Regions from separate parts of the Homo sapiens genome. Here region 2 is linked to region 1. Evidence: chromatin loops called from intact Hi-C (ENCODE). Cell type or tissue: dorsolateral prefrontal cortex. All regions are shown on one strand. Each heading gives the region's core, and the rest is flanking DNA. Links, peaks and the distances in the headings are about the cores only.

Region 1 (2,933 bases), core at 434-2,933:
CTCTATATCCCTTGGCTTTAAATATAGGAAATTTTTATATTTAAAATCAAAATATATACTCCTTCACATAGTACACAGTGATATATTTTATTTGGGAGGCTATTTCATATCTAACTAACCTAACCAACAAATATTAACCATTAGTTGATGTTTAAAGCAAAGTGGAATGCTATTTAATTTTTTTAGATAGGCCTAAAACAATTTTACCTTTTTTATGAAGATGACAAATTATCCAGAACTGTCTCATATTGGCTTCTTTAACAAAATACAAATCAATCACTGTGTCTTCGGTTTAGTCAAACTGCCTTCTACCCAAAATCTGTAAGAGGCTTCAATCCCCACTAACTAGGGAAAACTCAATCTAGAAAGCACAGATCAGGCAACTTGAAGCTGTCTAAACTTTCTATCATCTATGTCTCAAATCTACTGATAAGAGAGATCCTGCCACAGAAGAAGCTGGGATTGTAAATGCTTCAGGTAAGTGAATGGGGGACTCAGCTTACAGTGACAGTCAAATATAGGCAGAAAGAGGGTAAAGGGAGAACTGCTCAATAAGAGGGTGGGAAGGTAGAGAAAAAAATTCAGTGATCACTGGTATAGACTATAAATATTTTTGTTACAAGGCTTTCTTTTGGCCTCTCTTCTAACCCATAACTGAGTGAAATAAAGCATATACACAATATACACCACATATGCTAAACAGGTTTAAAAGATATTAAAGGTTGAAAACTTCATTTAAAAACAATTACTTTTAAAGATAAAAACCAATATTATAAAGGGGTCATACTGCTGCTATTAAATCTTATGTACAATAATATTTATTGAGCACTGTGTACCAGATACTGTGTTTAGTATATTATTTCATTCAATCCTCACAGCATTCCCCAAAATGAAGTATTGATATATTCTGTTACAGATAAGGAAATTGAGGCTTAGATGCCAAAAGTTCTGCTACAATCAGATTTTAAACCTAAAGCCTATGAATTAATGGGACTGAGTATTCATTTTACATTTATCTACAGAAATATTAGACTAACTTGTAGTATTCCGAGGCAGTTTCAAATTCACCAAGAAATATATATGCATTTCCAAGGTTGCTATATGCTCTTCTTTCAGCTGCTTTATCTCCAAATTCTTTTGCAATAAGGAGACGCTGAAACAAACAATTTTAATTAGATGTAGATAAAATAAAACTGAAGAATGATCTAATCACTGTTCAGAACTTTGATGGAGGAAATGATCTGGCTCCAAGGCTTTCCACTGTACCTGCTCATGAGCTATAACTGCATCCCTGAAGTTGCCAAGGAGGTAATGTGTGTTTCCAAGATTTCCAAAGGCACGTCCTTGTGCCGCTCGGTCACCCAAAGCAGTCACTAATGATAGGTTTTCCCTAAGGGATCGCAAAAAGTGATGAAAAAATAAGTTTGCAGAACAATTTTATGTATGTGATTTACATATCTAATTCTTTTTATCAGAAAAAAATGTAGGGAAGCTTACAGCCATAATGTGCAACATTTTAAGGATGACATCTATGATGAAGAGCAATTATAGGAAATAGCTGGGAACACTTTATTAAACTATTCAGATAGGTTTCTGCCCAGGGTCAAGCACAGAGTTAATCTTGGAACCCCTATAGTTAAGTAGTTCTATGAAATTCTATTGGTAAAAGACTAAATTACTCTAAATAACAGACCAACCATTGACATTTCTTGCTTTTGCCACTAAGTGGCACTGGTCTGCAACTTAAATGAAAGCTGCAGATTACTACTAATATAACACTGTAACATTTAAGCAACTGAATTGATGATTTTGCTAGTTCATAACTTTAAAATCTTTGCCAAACTTAAAAACTTACTACTGAATAAAGAACGTACAGCAGATCCACGGCTTAGATGGGCCTACATGACTGCCCATATCAGCCCCTACTCACTCATAAAAATCCACGGCTGCCTGCAGAGCATCTCTCACTTCTTCTGGAAATTCTCCTACATCCTGGGGACCAGGGCAACCAAAACTTTTCCCTTTGGCATGATACACATTCCCAAGATTGTAAAGTGCTCTTGCTTCTCCCACCTAAATGAAGACATCAGCAAAGTTTACATTTTGAAAACAGAGGTCAGGTTTATCATATATATTTGTAATATCCTTAGTATTACGGACAAGGGAAAAAAATTTTTATATTGGCTCTCCATACAGAACCAATCAAATAATTACTTATGAAAGACCTCTTACTATTTCCTTCTTTTTCTCCATTAAATTTTTTTTCTTTTACTTCTATTAGTCTATAAATGTTTTCTTTTTTGGTATTAATTTTAAAATAAACTATAGAATAATTAAATAGTATTAAAATGCAAAGCCCTTTGAATGAAAATATTAGGCCTACCATCTAATGCTGCGGTATTACCTTGTCATTAAGCTCTCTGGAAATATCTAGGTGTCGCTGACAACAAACTATGGCTTCGTCAAAATTCCCAAGAACTTTTAAGGTGTTTCCCAGATTACCACTAGCTTTCGCTTCCCCCAGCTGGTCTCCAATAGTCCTGAAAAAAACAAAAAACAAAAAACAAAAAACCAAATGGTATTAAAATACAAATGGTGTTAAAATATAAAGTAGCCAGAGTACAGTTTTCCAAGAGGACAAACTGACATGCTTAAGGTAAGAAAAACCCATTGGCTTTGAAACCTACTTTAAATAAATATTTAAAACTTACATTTCTGGATTTGAATGTAATTAGTTTTCATCCATTTAATTAAACTCTAGGGTCAATTCACTACTATTCATTCAATTAAACTGTGTTCAGCCTAAAGGTTAGTTTTGAAAAGCGATGTTACTGAAGTAGAACTCATTAAATGTATTAAGTTAGTTTTTGTTAATTGAATAGAAATATTTTTTAAAGTAATAGCTAATTTCAGAAGGAAGAATATTTAAAAGC
Region 2 (2,933 bases), core at 149-2,648, 390 kb after region 1:
GCCCATCAATGACAGACTGGATAAAGAAAATGTGGCACATATACACCATGGAATACTATGCAGCCATAAAAAAGTTCTTTGCAGGGACATGGATGAAGCTGGAAACTATCATTCTCAGCAAACTAACATAGGAACAGAAAACCAAACACCACATGTTCTCACTCATAAGTGGGAGTTGAACAATGAGAACACACGAACACAGGGAGGGGAACATTACACACTGGGGCCTTTTGGCGGGTAGGGGCAAGGGGAGGAATAGCATTAGGAGAACTACCTAATGCATGCAGGGCTTAAAACTTAGATGATGGGTTGATAAGTGCAGCAAACCACCATGGCACATGTATACCTATGTAACAAACCTGCACGTTCTGCACATGTATCCCAGAGCTTAAAGTATATATAAAAAAAGTCACAGACACCCACAGAGAATGCCATGTATGGTGGAGGCAGAGACTAGAGTGGTGCAGCCAGAAGCCAAGGAATGCCAAGGATTGCTGGCAATCAGGAATGAAGCAGGGAACAGATTCTCCCTTAGAACCTCTGGAAGGAACCAACCTTGCCAACACTTTGATTTTGGTCTTCTGGCCTCCTGAACTGTGAGAAACTAAATTTTTATTGTTTTAAGCCACCCAGTTTCTAGTAATTTGTTAAGTCAGTCCTAGGAAACTAAAACAGCACTCTAGCCTAACTCAAAGTTTCAAAAATCTCTTCCTCTGAACATACATAAATTGAGCACCTAGTGTGTGCTCCACAAATAACTGCTCATTTATGCCCTTGAAAAGGGAGAGTTAATTGTCCATAATAACATAAATAAGAAGCACTTTCACAATAATTGTAAACAAAATATATTCGGATGAAGAAAAGCCACTTTCTCTTTTTGTAGGAAATGCATTATAATAACATAAATAAGAGGCACTTTCACAATAATTTTAAACAAAATATATTCTGATGAGGAAACACCACTTTGCTGTAGTTGCATTTTAAAGAGTTTTATCATGTGAATATTATATATGACATATTACTGTCAAAAGAACTGACGTAAATCAGGGTTATTAAATTTCATGCTTCAAAAAGATGCTACCCACAGATATAAAGATTTTATCATTCTTTTGTCTTTTGCTGTTGCCATGCACCTACCACATTGGCTTTCATTAACTTGACCCTTAACATGAAAGATACCAATAAGACAACCTTTATTTGTAACACTTATGAGAAAAAACTGGTGCAATGTATTTCCTCGGTCGATGAGCTTTCCTGATATTGTAACACGGAGGAAAAAAATGTAATAAAGAATAATAAATAAAACAGGAATAAGTGAAAATTGCTAATTTTTTCCCCTTGCTTTTCCCAAATTATGACTGCACTTTATTTATAATTTCCTTATGTACTTTTATATTCATAGCTAAATATGTCATTGAGTTTGTGGAAAAATATTAATTGAATGAATTGTTTATAGAAAAATACAACGTGGTCTAAAGGCATTCTCAAGCTGTCATTTTGGTGTTCTATCACCCTCTACTGCTCAGTGAGCCAAATTACATTTAGCCTTTTTCCCCACCAAAACTGGTATCTTTTCCAAGGCTAAAAAAATATTTTTTATCCATTTGCTAAATTTATAAAATCTGTTCATAAATAAAAAATCACACTGAAGATAAACAGAGAGAAAGTTATCTGTTTATGTCTCTGTTGGCTCCTCAATGGAAGTTAGAGACTATTTCATGTTCATATCCCTAGCAGACAACATACTGTGTAGCACTGTTTATATACTCCATAAATACTGGCTAAATGAAATGTTGAGGCAATTTGCACAATTATTGCTGTTTTCATTTATCATTTTTACAAAGTCTTTTATTTCATAAATATCATTACTATGTGGATTTATAAGTTAGTAAAACAGATATTTCTAATCTCTTGATTTCATATAAACGCGAAAGTTATTTTGACTTCAATATAATTAACAGTTTCAAACCCTATATTGATAGTCATTTTTACTATGGTTTAACATGGGCATTTTTGTGGTGATCCGTTATTCTGAATAGTTGTACATTATTCATTGGAGCTTTTTGTTGGTTATATTTACAATCAGCTGGGGGTGGTGGAGAAAACCTGAAATACCAGTGGCTTAAGGTCCGATCCTAGTTTATTTCTGTCACACATAAACCTATGTAATCCAGGATGACATGACGTTTCCATAGCAATCAGGATCCTGGCTCCCTCTGTTGTTCAGCTCCATAATGCCTAAATTCTGTACACTAAGAAGAATAGATTGGCGCAGAGCCTCTGGACTGTAGACTAGAATAACTGCATGTCATAGCAGAGTGGAGGCTGGTATACTCTGACAAAGGGTTCTGAAATAGTGGTCCACTAAAGCTACATAAGGTCAGTGTGCTCAGTTGTGAGCTACTTGATGCACTGCAAGTTTCACAAATTGATATCCTAAAAAATCATGATTGTAAATTGGTACTCATAGTGCCCAGTTTCTCTGGTAACATCATCTCCCTGTCTCCATAAAAATGATGCTGTACCTTTTTCAAATCTCTTCAAACTTCTGTCCTCACATCCTGTCTTTCTGATCCTCTCTCCCTCACATCCTTACATCCTCACTTTTACCACAGTGCTTCATTCTTCACTGAAGACATGGAAGCCATTTTATGGGCCTCCTTCATCTTTCCGCTATCATATCCGCAAATTCTTAACCGAATTTGTACCCGTTTTTCAGCTGCATTGGAAGAAGTGTGCCTATAGCTCCAGTCAGCCACAGAGGTGAAGTTGCAGGGATTTACTCAAGGTGATGGTTTTGCCAAATGAATAAGGGAAATAAAAGAGGCATCAGGAGTAAAGGGATATGTAAGGTATTGGTTAAGTTGATGGATCATGGAATCTAAGTGGGACTAAGGAAAGAAATGAGAGCCCAATGAGGTGAGGACTGTGAT

Evidence for each region. A loop is a pair of places that touch in the nucleus more often than their neighbours do. Peaks named below come from ENCODE experiments on the same cell type or tissue, not always from the same donor. Only the 100,000 strongest peaks of a DNase experiment are listed, where the experiment ranks them.
Region 2: it touches region 1 in a loop (3-fold over the local background); 24 of 110 quality-filtered maps call a loop at or near these places.

What each region holds. Positions count from the first base shown.
Region 1 is chr1:108,897,099-108,900,031 of GRCh38, reverse strand. It overlaps GPSM2 (G protein signaling modulator 2), which reads right to left. Exons shown (of 15, transcript NM_013296.5): 4 at 2,405-2,540; 5 at 1,931-2,073; 6 at 1,267-1,390; 7 at 1,038-1,153. Among named protein-coding and RNA genes, the nearest start is that of GPSM2, 22 kb to the right of the region's middle. In dorsolateral prefrontal cortex, for the core only: CTCF peaks have their summits at 1,538 and 1,737 (motif pointing right); a DNase peak (open chromatin) is centred at 1,726; H3K4me3 peaks cover 623 bases; H3K27ac peaks cover 1,541 bases.
Region 2 is chr1:108,511,256-108,514,188 of GRCh38, reverse strand. No RefSeq gene overlaps it. Among named protein-coding and RNA genes, the nearest start is that of EEIG2, 47 kb to the left of the region's middle. In dorsolateral prefrontal cortex, for the core only: CTCF peaks have their summits at 1,325 and 1,526 (motif pointing left); no DNase peak of the experiment used is centred there.